2 separate regions of the Mus musculus genome follow, and region 2 is linked to region 1. The links are chromatin loops, found by intact Hi-C in ENCODE. Cell type or tissue: heart. All regions are shown on one strand.

The links. Hi-C counts contacts between places; a loop is a spot of excess contacts. Peaks named below come from ENCODE experiments on the same cell type or tissue, not always from the same donor. Only the 100,000 strongest peaks of a DNase experiment are listed, where the experiment ranks them.
Region 2: it touches region 1 in a loop (2.4-fold over the local background); 13 of 42 quality-filtered maps call a loop at or near these places.

What each region holds. Positions count from the first base shown.
Region 1 is chr6:135,227,689-135,235,688 of GRCm38, reverse strand. It overlaps Fam234b (family with sequence similarity 234, member B), which reads right to left. Exons shown (of 13, transcript NM_028982.4): 10 at 7,121-7,276; 11 at 3,951-4,068; 12 at 2,213-2,433; 13 at 1-1,710. The coding sequence ends at 1,705. Among named protein-coding and RNA genes, the nearest start is that of Gsg1, 23 kb to the left of the region's middle. In heart, no CTCF peak of the experiment used is centred here; a DNase peak (open chromatin) is centred at 7,032; H3K27me3 peaks cover 1,251 bases.
Region 2 is chr6:135,157,788-135,165,787 of GRCm38, reverse strand. All of the region lies in intron 1 of Hebp1 (heme binding protein 1), which reads left to right. Among named protein-coding and RNA genes, the nearest start is that of Hebp1, 6.4 kb to the left of the region's middle. RefSeq lists an enhancer at 1-133. In heart, no CTCF peak of the experiment used is centred here; no DNase peak of the experiment used is centred here; H3K27ac peaks cover 2,141 bases.

The DNA.
Region 1 (8,000 bases):
AACAGCCTCCAGGCCGAGCAACAACCCAAGCACTCCATTGAGCAGCCTTGTATCTTCCCCCTTCCTGCACAGGCTGGCTTCTCTGAGAACAACACTGCAGAGAACACTGGGCCTACAAGGGCTCAAGCAGGCCAGAGGACCCCCACCCATCTCCCGTGTTGGTCCACTGAAAACTAGTCCACACTCCAAACTATATTCTAAACCCTTTCACTGGCAGAAATTCAACTTACTAGAAATAACCTAGAATCATCTCCAGACTCTAAAGGATCCTATTCATTGTTTCCCCCTCCCCAAGGTCAACCTGGTCCCATATGACTTCCAAATATGCTTTTCTGCTCTTTCTGGCAGACGTACCAACAAGTCTGGTGAGGCCAATCTGCTGGGTGGTCCAAGGACCAACCTCTGCTACCCATAACACCTCTTGTGGGCAACTCATAGTTAGCCCCTTAAACCTAGAATCTACGTTTCCTGAAATTTATTAACAGAAGCTAAAAAGACATACATGCCCAAGTGAGATGAGAATCTGGCTTTCCCTCAAGAGAAGTGTGTTTTCATTGGCCACCATGAGAACAGACAGCATGACAGATAATGACATAGACATTTGAAAGAGTTAAAAGAGGTCACACACTTACCTAGAAGGGGGCAGAAAAGGATGGCAATAATTCTAAAGAACTTGGTCATTATAAAAAAGTTACAGTATTTACAAGAGAACTTTCTCAGAATATGCTTTCAAAGCTCTACAAGGAGGGAAGGACACGGGGCCAGAGTGGTTGCATACCGGACCCAAGAAGCAGAAGTCCAGAAACAGATCCCTGAATAAGAGAGGAAGCGGGAAGAGATGGAGATGCCCCAGAGAAGAAAGACTCAGGGCGAGAGGGCAGAGCTACGGCAGGACAAGGCCATGGGACTGAGGACAGTGCGCATGCAAACCCTCTGCCATTGCTGCAGAATCAAAGATCACAGCTGCAGAGCCATCAAAGCTCTAAGGGCTTGGCACAAGGCCCTGGTCCGAGGCACCCTTGCTCTCTCTGTGATAGAAGCGTGTCTGCACTCTGCGGGTGGAGAGTCTAGGAGACAGACAGATGAGCACACAGGATAACGAGCCCCCAGCACAACCTCCAGTGTTCCTCACTGCTGTGGAAAGGAACCACAGTATAGGCGGGCAGAGGGAAAACAGTGGTGCGCGACCCTCAGGACCAGAGATAGGCCATCCAGCCGCATCAAGATGGCCAAGCCAGATGAACTTCACCAGGACAGGAAACGGAATCCCTGAAGCTTGGGGCATATCTCAAGAATAATTGTTACAACACTGGGCACACACACACATACAGAGACACACACACATACACAGAGAGACACACAGGGCCTAAGGCAAAACAACATATATCCTGCTTGTAGGTCACTGGCTTTCCCCACAAGGGTTTATAAATTAAAGGTACAAAAAAAAATTAAAACAGCTATAAGATTCACATTTCCAAAGTATCCACACAGAGTTCTCGGGAGAAGGGGTTAGCGTGGGGACGGAAAGGTCGTGAGGTTCCCCAGCTAAGCGGACCATGCTACATCTCAGCTTCAACACGCTGCCGCAGGACAGTGATCCCAAGTGCTGCACAACCCTGAAGTCATCCTCTCTCAAGAGAACTGATGCAGGAGAGACAGGAGCCAGTCCGTCAAGTTGTTCTGAATCCGGAGAATTCCGTTGCACTAGATCTGTAGGGAAGGGGCCATTATTACCCTCTTTAAATGGGATTTCCAAAGCAATGGGAAATCTAAACATGGGAATGTTTCTTCCTTTCCCGGTCTTGTGGTTTAGTTCCAACAGTTTGTGAGTCCCAGGGACTTGGTCCTTCTCAATGACCAAGCTCTTCAACTTTAAACTTGTCCCAGATATTTTTTTAAGGGAAAGGGCTGGTGTTCTCAGCAAGGTAACTGTGTAGTATATAGTTTCTGTAAACCAAAGTTGCATAGACTTGAACATCATTGGTACCCTACCAGGAAGATCTACCCCATCCAGTCATTGGGATGGAAAAACACACACACACACACACAATGCTACATTTCTAAATACCTGAACATCCTACACAGAAGAAAACTAATTTCTAGAACTGTCCACTGATCACTAAACATGTGTCAGGATATGTGTGAGCCTTACACATAGATGTGATTTTAAAAAAAGAATTTTATTTTTAACTAAAAAGTAAAATCTAGTTACCTGGTAGGGAGAATCAACAAACTTTATCCTAGACAGGAATCTTCGCAGTTCCCCACGGCCAATTTTAGGGGTGGTCTCCTTCAGCTGGACCATCTGGCCTTCCATGAGTGCCCAGCGCAGGCTAAGCTTGCTGACCACCAGAGAGGTAGGGTGTCCTTCAGGGCTCATCCCTGTTGTCCTGGTGACATAAAAGGCATCTTTCCAGATGTCGTTGATTCCAACTGAGGAAGGACAAAGACAAGAAGCGGTTAGCGAGAGAGGAGTGGTTCCGTCCAGCAGTGCAGGTCATCATCACGAGCATTTATATGACAGGCACAAGGTCCTACACTCGACTCCCTGCCTTGTCTTTAAAATAGGAATCAGCCGTGCTTGTCTGAAAGGGACATGAGGTTCTTTTTTCCATACAGAGCTTTATTCACTTTATTCAGGCTCACTGGCACCTCCCCTTAACACGCTGTCACTGTGAGCTTCAAACCCAGCCAGCGTTCCTCCACCCCGTTGCTTCGGCTCACTCTGTCTCTTCCTCTGGAGCCACTCTCCTCTCCTCCTCTGCCCAGGGTTTCGGGTAACCATGGTGCTTTACTCTGGAGGACACATAGATGACCAGTATTGTCCTAGCTTGGAAAGCAGCCTTGAACTGGCTCTGTAGCCAAGGAGAAATGAGTTCTCCTGCCTCTACCTCCCCAGTGGTGGGATCAAACCCTGGGCCCCTTGCATTGCTAGGCAAGCACTCTGCCAAGTGTGCTACATCCCCAGCCCGTGGGATTCTTATTTACCATGCTTTATGCAGAAGATGCAAACCAGCTTATTTATATCTCTTACATGGTTCCACAAGCTGACGCCCACCCACTTCCTAACCAGTTGACAGCCTGCACATTCCAGATCAGCTTTTCTGTCCCACGAAGCTCAGGGCATAGAGGACAGGCAGTACTGCTTCACTTCAAGGCGAAGCACTACAAGGAGCAAGTCTACCAGAGGCAACAGTGTGGAAAGGCACAGAGGAGTCAGGTGTAAGGGTGCATACCTGCAATCAAGCACTTGGGAGATAAAGGCAGGAGGGTCGAGGGTTCAAGGCCATCCTCAACTACAGAGCCAGTTTGAGGTCAGCCTGGTCTATATGAGACCTGTCTAACTGTCCCCTCCCCAGCTGGAAGAGAAAGACAGCAGGGAGCTGTGGCTAGACTGGTCTCCCTCCTTGCCCAGCTGAGACTAGCAGACAGTAGTGGCTCAGTTTCCAGGGCTGTGGGTCCCTGAATGGAGTAATTCTAGGATATGCTCTCTAGTCCGCTTTAGAGTTTACTTAGATGCACATGAAGAAGAAGACTCCCCAGCGTTCAGAGTGGTCAGGTTACGGGCGATAACTCTCCTCTGCTTGGTTCTTCTGTTGACTCAGATTTTGACACAATGTGTTTAATATTCACAGAAGTAATAGCTAAATCAATTCCCTAGAAGTAACATTTCTCCATTATAGCCCATACAGTTAACTGCCAATCCTAAACCCCTACAGACGCCTGGCACACAGCGGAGTCCTGGAATGAGGGTACACTTCCCCTCAGCTCTCAGCACATCCACAGAATATGTATTCTCACCCCAGAACTCCGAGAAAGCTCCCCAGCAGTGCCCTGGTTCCAGGGACACCACGGGAAATGATGCTACTGCCTCCTGAAATGCCTTTATCCTTCCCTTGGTGAGCAAGGGTATCACTCAGCCAGGACACTCTTGTGTCACAGGGACTCACCCTCCGAAGCTGTCACTATGCCAGTGGTGTTGCTCAGGTCCAGGAGGATGGAGGGGAAGGCTGGGTGCAGGAGGTAAAGGTGGTAAAGGCCAGGAGGCTCCGCTCCTGAGCTGTCGTCCTGGCAACAGTCACAGAAAAGGAAAACATGGTGACTACACTGGGAACACAGGACACTGTCAGGGGAAGGAGTGGAGCAAAGTTCCGGCCAGACCCTCTCCTGTTCCCAGCTACAGGGACCATACGATTTCACAGAAGCCAAAGCGCAGGTTTATTCCTGACTCTAAACCATTATCCATAGCCAACAATATATAAGGGAGAAAGAGAAGGGAAAAATGAAGGGGTGAGAAAGGGAAATGGGCAAGGAGGGAGGAAGGGAGGGAGGGAGGGAGGGAGGGAGGGAGGGAGGGAGGGAGGGAGGGAGGGAGGGGAAGACAAGGAGGAGGAAGGGAGGTGGAGGGGAGCAGGGGAAGGAGGAGAGGAAGGAAGAGAGGGAGGGAGGGAGGGAGGGAGGGAGGGAGGGAGGGAGGGAGGGAGGAAGGGAGGGAGGGAGGGAGGGAGGGAGGTGGAGGGGAGCAGAGGAAGGAGGAGGGGAAGGAAGAGCGGAGAAGGAGGAGGGGGGGTAAGGGAGAGAATGCTTGCACATGTAAGCAGAAAGGAGGGAGGCAGGGGATAGAATGCAGAGAGGAGAGAGGAGGAAGTCTGTGGAGACGCCTATCTGCAACCTATGGCAGAGCTGGGATTCCCATTCATTCATCCTTACAGCAGGTGAGGCTCTGCAGAGAGAAACGCTATTTCTCAACGGTAGCCAAATATATTTCCTTTCCTTGGATGCCAGACTAACTGCAAGGGGCTGAGGCATAACCAACCCCACAGTGGTCTTGCCTGGCTTGTACAAAGACCTGTGTTTGATGACGGTGGCAAGCACCGGGGTAAATACTGGAAACACCTGACAGTCCCTCAGGGGACCAGACTGACTCAACTGAAGAAAACCACCAATGACAAATAAGAAGTGCCAAGGCCTGAGTCCTGACTTTCTGATTCTGGCAGCAGGAGAAACATCCACCAGGACACTTTATCAACATGCCTTCTCCGTGGGGATGGACCGTGGTAGCCCATGTGTGCACAGCCACACACTGGTTAAAGTATAGAGACTGTCGGGCCCTGCCTCAATGGACTCTGTATGAGAAGCACCCTAGTTGATGGGGGAGGGGACTGGGTACACCATCCTGTATCCTCACAGCCACCATGAGGCCTTAAAGCAGAGGAAGCCATTTCTATGTGCCCATGTATGGAGGGACAGACCTTAGGCTCAGCTCACATGACATGAAAATAATTGAACACTTCCCTCATGCCTGCTGAGTGAAGCCCACAGTTCTCAGCATGAAAGTTAAAGTGTTTCACAGTCTGGGTATCGTGACACATGCCTTTAACTGCAGCACTCGGGAGGCAAAGGCATAGGGACCTCGGCGAGTTCAAGGCCAGCGTGGTCTATGTAGCGAGTTCCAGGACAGCCAGGGCTGTGTAGAAAGAGGCCATCTCAAAAGCAAAACAAAACGAAAACAAAAAAACTGATCAAACAAACACAAACCTAAAGTGTCTCACGTCACTTACTCTAAACTCCAGCTGCACTCGTTTGCTGCCAACCGTGCTTTAAGAAACCTCTGAGGAGGTTCTCAAGCCACACGCACTAACTCTCAGTTCCTTGAAAAGCCACTGCCCATCCATCACATTCTCTCCTCCTGTCTAAGTACCCTCTCCACCACACAGCCCTCCTGTACAACCTCCCGTCCTCAACCTTAACATGTAATCAACTTCCTCCATGAAACATTCCCTAATCGCCCTTAACTGAAATCAGTACGTGGTGCCTTCTTTTGTCCACATACCTATCTATATATGTTGTGTGTATGTGCAGACGTGTGTGGGGGTGGGGTGGGGGGGAGGCTATGTGCCGCAGTGTGCATGTAGAGGTCAGAAGACTCCTGGCTGGGAGGGAGGGGTGTCAGGCTTCCTTTCTTACCATGGGGTTCCCAGGGATCAAACTCAGGTTGTTAACCATGGCGGCAGGCAACTCACTCACAGGGACATCTTATCTTGTCAGCCCCCTCCACAGTTCTTATCTGGATCTCTGTGTTCTTAAGACACCCTTGGAGTGACATTCAGGAGCTCGTGTGAAGACCATCTGGTCCAATCCCCTCACTATTATGTAAGGAAACCAGGACTGTGGGCACAGCAGAGTTAGATCCATACCCTAGACTTCAGATAAGACTGATCATCAAAGTGAGGGGATAGATTAAAGAGTAAAGAGAAGGAGGTTTGGGCTGGAGAGATGGCTCAGCGGTTCAAAGCACTGACTGTTCTTCCAAAGGTCCTAAGTTCAAATCCCAGCAACCACATGGTAGCTCACAACCATCTGTAATAAGATCTGACGCCCTCTTCAAGGTGCGTCTGAAGACAGCTACAGTGTACTTAGATATAATAATAAATAAATCTTTAGGCCAGAGAGAGCGGGATCGACTGGAACAAGCAGAGGTCCTGGATTCAATTCCCAGCAACCACATGATGGCTCACAACCATCAGTATAGCTACAGTGTACACATAAACATTAAATAAACAAATAAATATTTTTTTTAAAAAAAGGAAGTTTAAAAAAAGCACAGAAGGCTCAGAACAGTAACGTGTTGGGAGGTCGCGGCTGACAAACTCAGAACTGTGTGCCTACTATGCTCCCCCGTCCCTGGGCCCCCTGCCTTCTCCAGAGGTTCAGAACTGTATCCTCTGATGCTCGGTTCCCCACAGATAGAACCAGCATCTGGCACATAGCAAATGAGGCGGAGTGCATTCCACTGGACTAAGTCAGCTGGGCTTATAGCTGAGTTCCACCACATTCTAGGCGGCAACCCTGTCTAAGCCACCCCTGCTCACGCACTCCACCCAGATACGGCAGTATGAGACAAAAACTGACACCTGCCTTCTGGGTGTCAAGGCTGCTTTCTTACCCATGATTCCCACCGACCCCTCAGCTTAGGCCTCCTCTGGCCCCCACCCCCGAGCTCTCTCTCTCTCTTTCTTCTCACGCTCCATAGAGCAGCAGCTATGGCTGTGTGAGAGAGACGGGAAGCAGTCCACCCTCCCCCATTCCCACCACCTACCCCTTCCTCCCCGTCACTCACAGAACTGAGAGATGCAGCAGTCAGTGCCTCTGCCCAGAAGAGGAAGACAGACTTCTGGTCTGAAGTAATTGCAGAAGTGGTTGGCGTTTCCTTCATGTGACATGGAATACTGTAACTCCAGACGATGGAGCCAGAACCTCCATCTACCACTGTCATCTGCAAATGAGAAGACAGAGAGGATACTGCCAGTCCTTAGGAGAGCAGAGGACAAGAAGACACAGGCAAGCAAACATTAAGGCAACAACATCCCCAAGAGTGGGCATTCATCCTCCTCCATATTTGTGAGGCGCTGAGCTCCAGCACCTGACGTGACACATGGAGCCACCAGACGCCCAGTCCCTTTGCACGGGCAAGCATTTGCACATAGTTACACACGCCGTCATGTGCACTTAGATCATTTTCTAGATTACCTGCAAGAACTACTGCGATGTAATGAGTGCTTAATCAATAGTTGTTGTTGTAGTCTTTAAGACATAGTAAGAAGAAAGTCTTCAAGGCTTCAGTACAAACAGGTTTTGAGCCATTTTTCAGCCCACAGTTGGTTAGCTTTGATTGTCATCATAAAATCTAGGCCGATTGTATTTTTAAAAACTAAAACTCTGAGCCAGACAGTGGTGGTGCACACCTTTAATCCCAATACTCGGAGGTGGAGGAAAGATGTCTGTGAGTTCAAGGCTAGCCTGGTCTACAGATAAGAGTTCCAGGATAGCTACAGGGTGAAACCCTATCTCAAAAATCAAAACAAATGAACACAAAAACTCTATAATTCTGCCTCTGACATGAACTGAATGAAAGATGACTCCCAGAGAGAGCATTCCATCCACACACATATAACCTTACAGAAAAGGCGAGATGGAGAGCCAGCCCGTGCATGTTTCAG
Region 2 (8,000 bases), 70 kb after region 1:
AAATATGTCCAGACCAACAGCCTGGGTTTGAGTCCTGGCCCCACCATCTGCCCACTGTGACCTGGACGTGGTACCTAACCTCTTACTCCCCAATAGCTCTAAAGATGAAGGCTGAGGCACTAACACCGTGGGCTTGTTGGAGGCAGCGATGGATGACTGAATTCACGTTAAGTGTTTCAAGGAACAGCAATGCATAGAAAGTCCTCTTAACAGTTGCTTCTTATCAGAAAACAGCCTTCTAAACATCATCATATGGACTACAAGTAGCCTGAAAAACAAAAAACAAAATGACCATAAAGAGGACTTGAATAGCCCAGAGCAAGAGACATTCTCTTAAGGCCTTTGGAGTTTGACCCTCACCCAGTTTGCACCAATTGTGAAATATTGGCTCTTGAGAGCCTCAGCCACTGGGAGGTGGGGGAGAGGACGGCTGCTGTTGTGTTCCACGGAACAGGAGAACGCTCTGGTGTGATTGATGTGAATCAGCACTGTTCACACAGGTGGCTGGTTCTTCCACTTAGATAATACATCCATATAGAGCTCTGTATAGAATTGGTAGTTTTCTAGACAGCATCCATTTTTCTTTCTTTCCTTCTTTCTCTCTCTCTCTCTTCCTGTCTTTCTGCTTTTGCTTTCCGTTTTTATGAAATAGGATCTCCTATAGCCCAGATTGAACACTTGATCCTCCCACCTCCACCCACTAGGTGCCTGGAATGGCGCACACAACCATGCCTGTCTTACATCCATATTCATTCATTCATTCATTCATTCATTCATTAGTTTTTCTTTGGAGTGTTGGTTTTGTGAGACAAAGTGTCATGGAGCGCCAGGCTGAGCCTCCCAGTGCTGGGATTATAGGCATGTCCCACCACACCCAGTTAATGTTCATCTTCTACACTTAACTCTTCACAGTGGTCCAGTGATGCAGATGGCAGGTGTGAGCACTGATGCTGTGGACAAGTAGCACCCAGAAGAGACCTGAGCTGGCTTCCCCCGAGAGCCGTTATTGTCCAGGGTCTCGTGCCTGTAATTAAGCAGTCACTATAGCAGTCCTTGGCAATAAATTAAATCAAATCTATGGCCCTCCTTCCCAAAAAGGAAGGAAGGAAGGAAGGAAGGAAGGGAGGGAGGGAGGGAGGGAGGGAGGGAGGGAGGGAGGGAAGGAAGGGAGGGAGGGGGGAGGGAGGAAGGGGGAGGGAGGGAGGGAGGGAGGGAGGGGGGGGAGGGAAGGAGGGAAGGAAGGGAGGGGGGGAGGGAGGGAGGGAAGGGGGGGAGGGAGGGAGGGAGGGGGGGAGGGAAGGAGGGAAGGAAGGGAGGGGGGGAGGGAGGGAAGGAAGGGAGGGAGGGAAGGAAGGGAGGGAGGGGGGGAGGGAAGGGGGAGGGAGGGAGGGGGGGAAGGAAAGTGTTTATAGAGCATCAACAACATGCAAGTTGTGGTTCTAGATACAGTCCTGATTCAGACTTATGGCTAGGGATAAGGCTTATGCATATTATTATGTCATTATAGTTACAAGAAGTGTTTCACTAACACAAATCCCTCCTAGCAAGCTATCCCAGGAAATTTGTTTTAGATAGGCCTCCCTCTGAGGGGGTGAATTCCAGATACGAGGACCTGTTCCATGAGTAGGACTCATCTGATGGAGTACAGGGGCAGCAGAAATATCTTCCAGGCAGAGGAAGCAACAGCAATGAGTGGGAGCGTCGTGGGCATCAAAGGAAACAACAGGAACCTGACATGGCTCCCACCTGTAATCCCGGCTCCCATGAGGCTGAGGCAGGAGGATCACTGTGAGTTTGAGGTTAGCCTGCTGGCACACAGAGTGGCATCCTGTCTCAGGAGAGGAGGAGAAGGAAAGCAGTAGCAGTGTGACATAGGAGTGCTCTGGTTCAGCCCAGGAGAAGCCAGGTGACACGTGTGTCGTCTAGGTCAGTTAAGGAGTCAGTGGTGGGTTGAGAGACGGCTCAGCAGTTAAGACCTCTCACTGCTTTTGCAGAGGACCCAAAGTTGATTCCCAAGACCCACGTGGCGGCTCGCATCCTCCTATAACTCCAGGTCTGGAGGCTCTGACACCTTCTGACCTCCAAGGGTTCCTTCGAATATGGTGCACACACATACACTCAGGGATATGCATCCATGCACAGAAAGGAAAATAAATTAGTACCATGAGAACTCAGCAGTGATGGTGATTAGACAGTGGACTGCTGGACAATGAGATCTATACGGAAGCTCTACGCGGGCTTTCTCACCCACCCCGACCCATTTGGGGCCTCACTCTCCTGTATTTATTCCTGTTTCTCAGCATCAGCTTCCTTCTCAGCTTCAGAGCCTTCTGGCCAGCTGCCCCACGGGTCATTTGCTTATCCGACAGGGTCAGAGAAAAAGCCCAGCAAGGAGCCCTTTTATCTACTTATATTTTACTTGTATAGAAGTATCTGGCCTTTGGAGTTTGAGGAGAGGCGCGGTTACTCGGGGGGAAGGGGTAGGAGAATAAGAGTTCAGCCTCAAGGCTGACGCTGACTCACAGCCCCTTCCCTGGAACCTCAGACCCACACACAAGCCTGTGATCCATCACTGAAAGCAGTTGGATTAATTTAGAGTAATAAGAACCAGCAAGGCCTCAGATCACCATCACTCGGCTCAAGATGACGCAAACCAACTCCTCCAACACTGAGGCTTCTGGTGGTGTCTTTGTCTGCCCTCCTATCTTGCCATATCCTTCCTGACAGCCCTCCTATCTTGCCATATCCTTCCTGACAGTCTGCTCCAACCACAGTAATCTGCTCACATTCTTCATCGTGGTACTACTGTTCTTTAGCAAAAAAAAAAGAAAAATGTTTTGAGAATCTATTTTTATTTTTGTGTGTATGGATGTGTTATGCATAAATGCATGTCTGTGCTCCACGAGTATGCAGTGTTTGCAAACTGGAGATACAGGCCATTGTAAGCTACCATGTGGGTGCTGGAAACCAAACCCGGGTCCTCTGGAAGGGCACCCAAGCCCTGAGTTGAGCTGAGCCATGTCTCTAGCCCCCACCGTACTGTTCTTGATGTCTCTGATAATCCCCTCTTCTAACCATCAGCATTTTGATACACTTTAGAATAACTGTTTGCAGCCAGGAGAAGTAGTGCATTGTGTTTACTGGAAGCATTTCGGATACCGAGGCAGAATTACAATAGTTCAAAGGCCACCTGAGCTACATAGTGAGTTCCACACAGGCTCCCCTGTGCTAGATCCAGTCTTTCCTGAGATCAGAAATCAAGGCCTGAGCTGGGAAGATGACTCTGTTGTCATCCTCTTGTTTGCCTTGCAAACGTGATGACCTATGATCCATCCCTGAACCCATGTGAAACAAACCAACAAGCAAATAAACAAAAAAGCTGGGCTTGGTAGCACAGGCTTGTGATGCCAGCCCTGGGGAGAAAAAAACAGGAGGATCTGTGGCATTCACTGGCTGGCCTGCCTATGCATACTTACTGACTTCTAAACCAATAAGAGAGACCCTGTCTCAAAACACAAACAAGGAAGGGGCCTGTAGAGATGGCTCAATGGTTGAAAGCAGTGGCTGTCCTTGAGAACCTGGTTCAGTTCCTAGCATCCATATGATGGTCCACGAGCATCCATAACTCAAGTTTAAGGGGATCTGATGCCCTCTTCTGACCTCTGGGAACCAGGGATACATCTGGTGTGTGTGTGTGTGTGTGTGTGTGTGTGTGTGTGTGTGTGTGTGTGTGTGTGTGTATAAATATATATATATATATGTATATATATGTGTGTGTGTATATACTCATATTCATATATATATGAATGATGAAATAAAGAAAGCCCTCTTCCTTTTATTTATAAATATTGCATAATATATATCATGTACATATGCATTATATATTATTCTTATGATCGCTCATACATATACAAATTTTAAAGGTAGTTAGATCCTGATAAATGATATCCTGATAAATTGTACACACACACACACACACACACACACCTGAGAAAGTCCAAAGAATCAGCTGTCTCTTTTCCAGTAATTGCCATTAGTGTCCCCATCTGTTACAGAAGTCAACTAAAAGAAATGAATTTTGAGGCTGTGTTTAGAATTTGTTGCCAACATATAAATGTCTATTCCAAATAACACACATGGTGGCTAAAGAGAAGCAAAAAGCTGGGTGCATCCCCAAAACCCTGGAGTCCTGCAACAAGATTAGAGCAGAGGTCGGGAGCAGAATTCTATTTCCTGTTTCGCCTCTTAGCAACTTAGACTGGGTCTTCTTGGGTAATCCAGTCTGTCTGAGTCTTCACTTCCTTGCGGGGAAATGTACTTAGATGAACTTGAAAACCGTTTGCAAGTCTGAACCTCTGTGATTCACAGTCAAGTTTTGAGAAGTTAAAAGATTACAAGTAGCAGAATCCCAGGGTGAGAAGGGTCTCAAAGAAAGAGGTGCTGTGGAGCGTTCTGCTGTGGCATACCCACGCCTATGGAAGGCAGTTTGCACATGCCAGTCTTAAAGCCTCATAGTGGTCCTCAGTGTGATGGCCCAGGGTCAAGACTATGTAGCTACCCCTTGGTTCTTAGTTTGATGCAATTTCTGTCTCATAGAAAAGGGCTTTCTCTATTTATTTTATTATTTAATTATTTGACAGTTTCATAATGCATATAATTCCTTGTTACCTTGTCTCATTCCACAGCCATCTCCCTTGCTCTCCTTTATTCTCTCTGTCTCTCCCTCTCTCTCTCCTTCCCCCCCTCTGTCTGTCTGTCTGTGCCTCTGTCTCTCTGTATGTGTCAATGTGTCTCTGTGTATCTCTCTGTCTTTATGTCTCTGTCTCTATCTGTGTGTGTGTATCTGTGTGTCTGTCTGTATGTCTCTGTCTCTTTCACCCCCCACCACACTCTCTCTGTGTGCATATGTGTCTGTGTGTCTCTCTGTATATTTCTGTCTTTCTGTCTCTGTCTATGTGTGTGTCTCTCTGTCTCTGTCTATCTGTCTCTCTCTGTCTCTGTGTGCATATGTGTCTGTGTCTATCTGCCTGCCTGTTTCTCTCTGTGTGTATGTGTCTGTGTGTCTCTCTGTCTCTGTCTATCTGTCTCTCTCTGTCTCTGTGTGCATATGTGTCTGTGTCTATCTGCCTGCCTGTTTCTCTCTATGTGTATGTGTCTGTGTGTCTCTCTGTCTTTCTGTCTCTGTGTATCTCTCTGTCTGTCTCTGTGTGTCTCTGTGTCTCTGTGTACCTGTCTCTCCCTGTGTCTCTGTGTCTGACTATTGTCTCTCTCTGTCTCTGTCTCTCTGTCTCTCTTTCTGTGTGTGTGTGTGTGTGTATGCCCATGCGCGTGCACGCGCGCGCACGCGCACACACACACACACACACACACACGAGCACATGTGTTCCATTGAGTTTAAATAGGTTTTCCTGTGTTAGAATGGGGGAAGCATAGCCACACCACTGAAGAAACTGATGCCCCTTTCCCCAGCCACCATGAACTGTCAAGTCATGAGAAATATTTACTTTTGAAACAGATCTCAGAGAACCCAGGCTATCCTTGAACTCAAATGTCTGTTCTTCCTGCCTCTACTTCCCCATTGCTAAAGCTATAATCATGTACTACCACAGCCAGTTTATACAGTGCTGGGGGTGAGGGGGGGGGCGGGCTGGGGATTTAACCCAAGGCAAGCACTCTACCACCGAGCCGCACCTCAACCCCTGAATGGGAACATAAGCATGAAGTTGACACCTGGAGTTTGCACTCAATTCTCCTGGTTCTGGGTGTGGTGATGCGTGCCTTTAGTCTCAGCACCGGGAATGGTCACGGCACAGCAAGTTCCAGACCAGCCAGAGTTACTAGTGAGACCACTCCCCACCCCCTCCCCCCAAAAGATAAAACTTCCCTGTCCTCTTCCTTACTACTCACCTTTGATACGTACTACAAAACAATAGTGATTTTCTTTTCTTTTTAATTAGGTATTTTCTTCATTAACATTTCCACTGCTATCCCAAAAGTCCCCCATACCCTCCCGGGATTTTCTTTTGCATTCCAAATATGAAATTAGAGTATTAAACATACTGGTTCAAACTACAGAGGCCACTCACAGCCCCACAGTCCTCCCTAAATTCACTTTCCCCCTCTTTGAGCCCTGGAAGACAAAGTCTCTTCCCCAGGTGAGAATCTTCTGTATAGAATGTTACAGGAAACCTGTTAGATAAACCTGAGCCAGTCAGTTTCCTAGTCATGTGCCTTGTTTTCATAATCACCTAAGAAGAAATAGCCCTCATCAAATAAACATCTGGTGGGCTTGATCATAGAAAACTGTGTGGTTTTGTTCTTGTCCACGAAGACTATTTTTCAACTCCAACAGTGTCCCATCTCCAGACAGTAAAATCAAGAGAGATTTACTTTCAGTGCATTGAGATAAAATTCTCTCAACCAGAAGAGGGGAAAAGACTAGAAAGAGAAAAGTTAACTTGTACCCCTCACTCAGGGTCATGTGTTAGTGTTGCAGAATTTTGGTTCAGCCACATACATAGAATGGCTAATATAGAAATATTTTTCCAGAGCAGGAGAGATGGCTCAGCAGTTAGGAGCACTGCCTGTTCTTCCAAAGGACCCAGGTTCAACTTCCAGCACCCACTTAGTGGCTCACAACTGTCAGTAACTTGAGTGTCAGGGGATTCAATGCCCTTTTCTAGCCTGCTGCGCACCACGCACATCCATGACACATAGCCATAATATGCACAAACAAACAAACTAGCAAAACCAGCACAGTGGTGTTGCTCACCTTTAATCCCAGGACTTAGGAGGCAAAAGCAGGCAGAACTCTGTGAGTTTGAGGTTAGCCTGGTCTACAGAGCGAGATCCAGGACAGCCAAGGCTACACAGAGAAACCCTGTCAACCCTGTCTCCAACAAAGGAAAAGAAATGGTTTTCTTTTTATGGATTGTAATTTTTTTTTTAAGTTGAGGAACAGAAATGAGGTTTGAGAAGCACTGCCTAGCTGAATGTCCAGGAACACAAAGCTATATCTGGAAAAACATCACATGGCAAGGTGAAGGGACAGGGTGCCAAAGGAGAGCCGCATGTTTGTCCTGAGTCTGAACACCAGGGGAGGACTAATGGCTATGACGAGATGGAGGCTGGGTACAAAGGACAGACCTTAGCGGAGAAAGGCTTTGTGTGGGAAAGAGAGGCTGCAAGCATCAGGGGAGAGGCTGGGAATGCAACTCCCCGGTGGGACTGATGGAGCAGCATTGGAGGCCCACTGAGGGAAAGTGGGATCTGCCCCTGGATGGAGCCATACCATCATCTCCCCACTTCAGAGCTACTGCAGTCAGGCAGGCTAGTCACCCCACCAAGGGGCCATCCTCAGGAAGCCGGGTTGCCATAAAGAGGATGGAGGAATAGTTATCCATTGCATGAGATAATGCCATACCTTTCCTTCCCAGACTTCTAGCCCTCAGTAGTGTACAAAGCTGCAGTCAAGCCTGCCTACTTTCCTGGTTTACTCAGAAAAGCACACCATGTCTTCCTTCCCCCGTGACACCTCAGGCCTCACTTTCTCAAAGCTCCCCTCCCCTCCATGGGCACGGCCTCCATGTCAGTGTCAGTCCAACAACTCGTTCTTTCCTCTCTCCTCCATGTCAGCAGTGTCAGGCAGACCCTCATTCTTTCCTCTTTCTCCCCCAGGCAGCTCACCTGGCCTGAGTTGGTTGGTTGGTGTAGCTCTGAAAGACTTCCCTTTGAACCTGTTTTTAAGTTCTTTTATTAATGATTCTAAGAACCCCAAGAAGGGACCCCCATTTCTCCAGTATCATGGCAACTCTAATGGGACCCCACAAATTTATGGTAACTTCTACAAGGTCCCATCCCCATCCCCAAAAGAAATAAATACACAAAGAGAGAAAAGAGAGAAAGAGGGAGTGGCTTGGTGGCAGAGCTTCTAAACACACACACTCAGACACACAACACACACACACATCATGACATACCACACAGCACCACTCCACATA